2 separate regions of the Homo sapiens genome follow, and region 2 is linked to region 1. A link is a contact called in ENCODE Hi-C or POLR2A ChIA-PET data. All regions are on one chromosome and are shown on one strand. Each heading gives the region's core, a stretch centred on a gene start or an enhancer-like site at or near the end of the contact. The rest is flanking DNA. Distances are from core to core; before and after follow the strand shown.

Region 1 (4,233 bases), core at 659-3,158:
GTCCCCATTTGACCCAGGAAGTCCAGCTGGCTTCACCTCTCAGTATGAACCTTTAATATGAGCTCTGCCCTCTAACTTTGTGAGCGTACAGCACAGTAACATTCACCTCAGGCCCAGTGCTGCCCACCCATCTGGAGGACTGATTCTTCTGGCACAGGGGAAACTTGATCTGAATTGAGAGCAGCTCCCCCTTCCCTCTCCTGTGGGATCTGCATGTCTCCCAAGTTCCACAGTAATGCTGGTGTGGACACTGCGTTGGGGAGGCCTCGTGTTGAAAGCCCATGGAGTCAGGGACGTGGCAGGATCACTGGCTGTATAGCAGCAGCTGAGGGTCCCTGTCCTGCAGTTTTCTCCACCACAGTCAGCTGCTCCGGGACAGTAGGTGGAAAGTCAGAATTCACTAAGATGGGGACTTTTCCAGGCAAACAGAGCAGAAGGGTCATTTAGCACAGTGTCTGGTACAGGGGAAATGCCCAAAACACACAGCTTGTTACTATCTAGCGCCAGCCTCCCCTTCCCTTCTCCCTTCCAACTGCGCATGGGACTCTCCCTCTCTGACTGTGCAGCATGTAGAGCCAGGCCCTGTAGCCAGCAGCCCTGAGTCCAGCTGTGGGACCTTGTGCTAGCTGCTTGCCCTCTCTGAGCTTCTGTTTCATCTGTAAACTGAGATGATAATAACTCTTTCTTCACAGAGTTGCTGGGAGCCTGAGCACCTTTCGTTTTTCGGCTCAGAGAAAGCCAAGTGCAACTTGCTTCAGTCATCCTGAACCTGAGTTCAACCAACCGCAGCCACCTACGTTTGACCCCAGCGAGATCAAAGTTGTATATCTGAGGTGTACCAGTGGTGAAGTCAGTGCCACATCTGCACTGGCCCCCAAGGTCAGCTCCCTGGGTCTGTCTCCAAAAATGGTTGCTGATGACATCACCAACCATTGACTGGAAGAGTCTGAGGATGATAGTGAAACTGACCAGCCACAGCAGACAGGCCCAGATTGAGGTGGTGCCTTCTGCCTCTGCCCTGATCGTCACAACCCTCAGGAACCACCGACAGAAAGAAAGAAACACAAAAACATGAAACACAGTGGTAGCACCACTTCTGATGAGATTGTCAACATTGCCTAACAGATGCAGCAGCAGTCTTTAGCCAGAGAACTCTCTGGAACCATTAAAGAATTCCTGGGGGCCGGTTGCGGTGGCTCATGCCTGTAATCCCAGCACTTTGGGAGGCCGAGGCGGGAGGATCATGAGGTCAGGAGATCGAGACCATCCTGGCTAACGTGGTGAAACCCCGTCTCTTACTAAAAATACAAAAAAATTAGCCAGGCATGGTGGTGGGCGCCTGTAGTCCCAGCTACTCAGGAGGCTGAGGCAGGAGAATGCTGTGAACCCTGGAGGCAGAGCTTGCAGTGAGCCGAATATGCGCCACTGCACTCCAGCCTGGGCAACAGAGCAAGACTCCGTCTCCAAAAAAAAAAAAAAAAAAAAAGAATTCCTGGGGCCTGCCCAGTCTGTGAGCTGCCATGTTGATAGTATCACAGATGATACCAACAGTGAAGCTGTGGAATGCCCAGCTAGTTAAAGAATGCAAAGGAAAATATTTTCACAAAGGGTTATCTGATAACCAAAAAAAAAAAAGACATTTCATCTAAGCCACTTAACACCGTGTCTGATGTGTAGTAAATAATAAATGTCAATGATTCTCAAAGAACCCAGGAATAGAAAAAGCATTTAATAAAAATTAGCTCTTGGCATAATCTCTTCATCCACACCCAGCAGAGTCGTCAGATGTCTTCCAGGTTCACAAGAATTAATTTCTCCGCCCCTGTTCCTGCTTTGCACTTTGTAGCAATTATCCCATGGTTCGCCTTATGTTAGAACTATTTATATAAGTGGTAGTCAAGGCCACTGAGTCATGCATCCCTGGAGGTCAGTTACTATTTCTTTTTATGAGTCAGAGTCACTCTGCCGCCCAGGCTGGAGTGCAGTGGTACGATCTCGGCTCACTGCAACCTCCGCCCCCTGGGTTCAAGTGATTTTTCTGCCTCAGCCTCCCAAGTAGCTGGGATTACAGGCTCCCACCACCGTGCGCGGCTAATTTTTGTATTTTTAGTAGAGACAGGGTTTCATCATGTTGGCCAGGCTGGTCTCAAACTCCTGACCTCAGGTGATCCAACCGTCTCAGCCTCCCAAAGTGCTGGGATTACAGGCGTGAGCCACCGCACCCCGCCTGGGTCAGTTACTGTATCTTACGCACCTTACAAACCCCAGAAGGCTGCACACAGCTCCTGCACATGGTATGCCTTCAAGGAATTACCCATGGATTTGAATAAGGTTATATATGATGTAACACTCATGCGCTTTATTTCATTTTTAATGAGTTTATATTCTAAAATATTTGCTTCTGGGGAAAAATAATTCAGACAGTACAAATAAAGATTATTCCAAATAGGATCATATAACACTCTTGCAACTTTAAACTGAGTGCATTGTTTCTCATTAGTTCTTTTTGTTTTGTTATTTTCATTTTCTCATTAGTTCTTAAAGATCTACCTCATTCTTTTTAACTTTGCATAATGTTGCATTCTTTCTGACATTCCATCTTTCAGATGTGCCACAATTTGTCTAAGCTGTTCCCTATTTCTGGACATTTTAGGACATTCTGGGGTTGTTTAAGTTATTATAAACAGCAGTGCCGGACACATCTTTGTGTCCTTATGGGAATGACTGGAAGATAAATTCCTAGAAGCGGATCAAAGGATCTGTCCATTTTTTTAGGTTGCCAACTGTATCAGCTACAGTTCAGTTAGCAGAGACTAGCGTTCATTGGAGCCAGCTTATGCAGAAGATTTGTTACGGGGTCCTGATGGTATGCAGAATTGTCAGGAAGGCTCGAGAACAAATCTCGTTGAACTTTCAGGGACGATATCAAGGGCTGTACTTCAGACCTAGGCCTCAAAAAGAAGTGCCTTTTCAATCAGGAAAATCTTTGCCAGTATAGGAAGCTGCTGCCTTCGCTTCCAACTCCAGAAGCTTGCTGTCTTCATCTGCTACAGTCGAGAGGCCAAATGATCAGAAAACACTCCACAGAAAATCACTTGCAGCCTTTGCCAGTGGAAGCAGAAATACGGCTTTCGCTTCTGCTTTCCGAAACTCAAGCAATTAGCAGAATCCAACTCACATCTCAAAATCTGGACCTAGGGGAGCCTGGGGCATGTAGCTGGTAACTTCCCTGTGTCTGCAGTGTGGGGCTCACATGCCCAGGAGGCTGGGATGGGTCTTGAGCACCACAGACATCGCTTTTGCCAAGATTCCTTCCCAGGCATACCCATCACCAAAGCTGTGTGGTATCGCACTTTTTTTTTTTTTTTGAGACGGCGTCTCACTCTCGCCCAGGCTGGAGTGCAGTGGCACAATCTCAGCTCACTGCAACCTCCATCACCTGGGTTCAAGCGATTCTCCTGCCTCAGCCTCCCAAGTAGCTAGGATTATAGGCGCACACCACCACTTCCAGCTAATTTTTGTATTTTAGTAGAGATGGGGTTTCACCATGTTGGCCAGGCTGGTCTCAAACTCCTGACCTCAGGTGATCCACCAGCCTCGGCCTCCCAAAGTGCTGGGATTACAGGCGTGAGCCACTGCGCCTGGCCACGGTATCACACTTTTAATGGCCACTAACATGATGTACTATCTCATGATTTTAATTTTGCATTTCTTTTTTTTTTTTTTTTTAAAGACAGGGTCCTGTTCTGTTGCCCAGACTGGAGTGCAGTGGTGTGACCATAGCTCACTGCAGCCTTGACCTCCTAGGCTCAAGCAACCTCGACCTCCTAGGCTCAAGCAATCCTCCCTTCTCAGCCTCCTGAGCAGCTGGGACCACAAGCACGCACCAGCTCGCCCAGCTAATTTTTAAAATTTATGTAGAGATTCCACTTTTATAGGGGGGTCTCACTGTGTTGGCCAGGCTGGTCTCGAACTCCTGGCCTTAAGCAGTCCTTTCACCTTGGCCTCCAAAAGTGTTGGGATTACAGGCATAAGCCACCACACCCGGCCTTGGCATTTCTCAATCAGATTGAAGATCTTTAGATTTGTTTTTTTGGCCATTATAGCCCTTTTTCCTATTTTTACCTGTATCAGTTAGCTGTTACTAAATGACAGACCACCCCAAAGCTCACTGGGTTGAAACAGGAGTCTGTAGGGCATCTGGGTGGCTTTGCTGCTCGCAACTGGGCTCAC
Region 2 (4,093 bases), core at 295-2,794, 520 kb before region 1:
CTGACTAATTTTTACATTTTTTGTAGAGACAACGGCTTGCTATGTTACCTAGGCTAGTCTTAAACTCCTGGACTCAAGCAACCCTCCCCCATCAGCCTCCCAAGGTGCCAGGATTACAGGCATGAGCCACCGTGGTCAGCCTATTATGTTATTTTTTCAAAGGTGCTCTATTCAGTTAGCTAACACCACAGCAAGGATCCATCTAACTGTTTAGTTAAGGACAACCCAGAGCAGGGCCTGAGGCCACAGGACAGAGAAGTCAAGTTTTGATGGGGAAAGCCATTTGGGCCATCTTCCCGATAGGGCTGTCTGTGGTGCCATAGATACGGCAGGATGGCATCGGGCATCTGGAAAGGAGTGGGGAGGCCCTGGAAGCTGGCCTCGAGGGACACAAGAACAAACTTTGTGAACTTTCCCAAATGTGCCCAGGCAATCTCAGTCCCATGGTTACATTTTGACTCCCACAACGAATGCGAAGCCTTGGAGAATGAATGGGTTTTGTTTGGATTTTCTGAGAAGCATCTTAATTCAAGACCTTTTGCCTGAGTGAGTCAGAGGCAGGAAAGCCTCCAGTCCCACACCAGCTGGTACTTTTCCATTGCCTCCTCCTGGATTATATAACACAGCACATTTTTAGAAACTTGGTTCTAGTTGTAGACTTCTGAGCTAAAATTTCAGCTTCCCAGTCCTCACACTGTCACTTTTTCAAGAGAGGAGATATTCGTGGTTTTGAGCAATGGAGAGACGCTGGAGAATAATATACTCATTATATGGAAAAGGAATACAGAGTTCCATGCAGTCATCTCAAAATATTTCCCTCCCACACCTGTGTTTATATAGGGACATGATAAGAGACCCCGAAACTGACTGTTTCATCTTGTTGCACCTGGGAGAGTGCCTCTGCTGGGATACTTTGAGTGTACAGTCACATGTGGAGGTAGTGTATTAGCTAAATTCATACTAACATGTAATCGATTGATATAGCATCCAGAGAAGCATTCTGTGGCAAGGAAGTTTCATGGGGCCATCTTGAGAAAACTGAGCCCCTGAAATAAGCAGAGGCTGGAGCAAGAGGAGGGAAATGTGTCGACAGAGATGGAGGGAAGAGCTTGTGGTAAAAAGGAAACTGAGGTGTAGACCATTTCCACAACAGTCAAGTCCATGTTGCAAGATGACCGATTACAAGGACCAGATTCCAGGTCTCTCACTTCTCACCTCCCTTCTTAAAATACCCAGCCTCACCTTCCGTAAACCGTTTGTCCAAAACAGCTCCTTGTCCCAAGGACCAAGTTTGACCAAATCCTCTCCTATTTAAGTAGAAGCAGAAAAGCACCAGCCCGATGCCAACCTGTCTTCTTCAGCAGCATTTCGGGCAAATCCATTTGCACAGTGAGTGGCGTTTCTTGTTTTGATGTCTACTTAGCCCCCAAAGACACGAAAGCTTAGTCACAGCCCAAAACATGGGACCAAAGCCAAACAGGAATCGAAAGAATCAAAGACAAAGCAAAAGCATGCCAGCTGCAGCTGTTAAGTCTTCTCCGCCAGCCCCATGTCTGGTTTCCTTCCCTTTCATGCCCACAAACACTGACATTTGTGTACATGCCATTCCCGAGGGCCTTCAGATTTAAAACACACACACACCCATCATTTTCAGCTGCACTTCAGAGAAGTGTCTCATAAACTATGCAGAGAGCTACAGCTTAATTCTGGCTTAATATGTTTCTAGACACCTGATTTTTTTGCTGCAATGGCCATTGTATTGCCTTGTATAGCCTTTCTCCAGGTGAATGGGACATCCCTGTCCCACAATTTCTGTTGGAGTTGCATTTTAGATGAATGTCGACAGTAGACCCAGAGAAGTAAACTAGTGGAGGAGTGGAAAGGTCTTGATATAGAAGTCCTCAGATCCCTGCCCCTGTTTCCACAATGAAGGCAGCTATGTATTTAACACTTGTCCAGCATCTACTTGGGTAACATGGCTTTCCTTGGGGTGCCCTCTCTGCTTTATGGTTTACAGGACAATCACAGTTATCCACCTCCAAAGAATTGTCCATCAAGTCAGTCCATGGAGAGACATGGTGATATGGTTTGGCTGTGTCCCCACCCAAATCTCATCTTGAATTCCCACGTGTTGTGGGAGGGACCTGGTGGGAGGTAACTGAGTTATGGGGGCGGGTCTTTCCCGTGCTGTTCTTGTGATGGTGAATTAGTCTCATGAGATCTGATGGTTTTATAAAGAGGCATGTTCCTGCACAATCTCTCTCTGTTTGCCTGCCACCATCCATGTAAGATGTGACTTGCTCCTCCTTGCCTTCTGCCACGATTGTGAGGCCTCTCCAGCCATGTGGAACTATAAGTCCATTAAACCTCTTTTTTTTCCCCAGTCTCAGATATGGCTTTATCAGTAGCATGAAAACAGACTAATGCAGTAAATTGGTACCAGTAGAGTGGGGCACTGCTGAAAAGATACACAAAAATGTGGAACTGGGTAACAGGCAGAGGTTGGAACAGTTTGGAGGACTCAGAGGAAGACAGAAAAATGTGGGACAGTTTGGAACTTCCTAGAGACTTGCTGAATGGCTTTTACCAAAATGCTGATAATGATATGGACAGTGAAATCCAGGCTGAGGTGGTCTCAGATGGAGATGAGGAACTTGTTGGGAATTGGAACAAAGGTAACTCTTGTTACGTTTTAGCAAAGAGACTGACAGCATTTTGCCCCAGCCCTAGAGATTTGTGGAACTTTGAACTTGAGAGAGATGATTTAGGGTATCTGGTGGAAGATTTCTATTTCTAGGCAGCAAAGCATTCAAGAGGTGACTTGGATGCTGTTAAAGGCATTCAATTTTAAAAGGGAAACAGATCATTAAAGTTTGTAAAATTTTCAGGCTGACAATGTGATAGAAACAAAAATCCCATTCTCTGAGGAGAAATTAAAGCTGGCTGCAGAAATTTGCATTAGTAATGAAGATCTGAATGTTAATCACCAGGACAATGGGGAAAATGTCTCCAGGGCATGTCAGAGACCTTTGCGGCAGCCCCTCCCATCACAGGCCTGGAGGTTTAGGAGGAAAAAATGGTTTCGTGGGCTAGGCCCAGGGTCTCTCTGCTGTGCGCAGTCTAGGAACTTGGTGCCCTGAGTCCCAGCCACTCCACCCATAACTAAAAGGGGCCAAGGTACAGCTCAGGCTGTTGTTTCAGAGGGTGGAAGCCCCAAGCCTTGGCAGCTTCCACGTGGTGTTGAGCCTGCAGGTGCACAGAAGTCAAGAATTAAGTCGACTCTACCTAGATTTCAGAGGATGTATGGAAATGCCTGGATGCCCAAGCAGAAGTTTGCTGCAGGGGTGGGGCCCTCATTGAAAACCTCTGCTAGGGCAGTGCAGAAGGGAAATGTGGGGTCAGAGTCTCCACACAGAGTCCCTACTGGGGCACTGCCTAGTGGAGCTGTGAGAAGGCCACTGTCCTCCAGACCCCAGAATGGTAGATCCACCAACAGCTTGCACCATGTGCCTTGAAAAGCCACAGACACTCAACACCAGCACATGAAAGCAGCCAGGAGGGAGGCTGTACTCTGCAAAGCTATGGAGATGGAGCTGCCTAAGACCATGGAAGCCCACCTTTTGCATCAACATGACCTGGATGTGAGACATGGAGTCAAAGGAGATCATTTTAGAGTTTTAAGAATTGACTACCCCGCTGGGTTTCAGACTTGCATGGGGCCTGTAGCCCCTTTGTTTAGGCCAATTTCTCCCATTTTGAATGGCTGTATTTACCCAATGCCTGTACCTCCTTTGTATCTAGGAAGTTACTAACTTGCTTTTGATTTTACAGGCTCATATGCAGAAGGACTTGCCTTGTCTCAGATGAAATTTTCAACTGTGGACTTTTGAGTTAATGCTGACATGAGTTAAGGCTTTGGGGGACTGCTGGGAAGGCAAGATTGGTTTTGAAATGTGAGGACATGAAATTTGCAGGGGGCCAGTGGCAGAATGATATGGTTTGGCTGTGTCCCCACCCAAATCTCATCTTGAATTCTCACATGTTGTGAGAGGGGCCTGGTGGGAGATAATTGAGTCACAGGGGCAGATCTTTC

What was found. A loop is a pair of places that touch in the nucleus more often than their neighbours do. ChIA-PET counts read pairs that join two places held with the same protein, here RNA polymerase II (POLR2A). Pooled maps may share reads with other maps.
Region 2: a pooled map shows a loop between it and region 1 (4-fold over the local background). The contact joins two enhancer-like sites. A Hi-C loop is called at or near these places in 1 of 50 pooled maps. POLR2A ChIA-PET finds 5 or more read pairs at or near these places in 2 of 52 experiments (AG04450 and activated naive CD4-positive, alpha-beta T cell).

Annotation. Positions count from the first base shown.
Region 1 is chr10:5,859,151-5,863,383 of GRCh38, reverse strand. ANKRD16 (ankyrin repeat domain 16) reads left to right here. Exons shown (of 8, transcript NM_019046.3): 8 at 693-1,768. It also overlaps the pseudogene RPL12P28. Among named protein-coding and RNA genes, the nearest start is that of TRV-TAC3-1, 7.5 kb to the right of the region's middle. RefSeq lists enhancers at 198-327, 528-597, 898-947. Within about 2 kb of position 1,908, at least 4 of the 41 ENCODE cell types and tissues checked have a DNase peak (open chromatin) inside an H3K27ac peak, as active enhancers do.
Region 2 is chr10:6,379,682-6,383,774 of GRCh38, reverse strand. No RefSeq gene overlaps it. Among named protein-coding and RNA genes, the nearest start is that of LINC02656, 31 kb to the right of the region's middle. Within about 2 kb of position 1,544, at least 7 of the 41 ENCODE cell types and tissues checked have a DNase peak (open chromatin) inside an H3K27ac peak, as active enhancers do.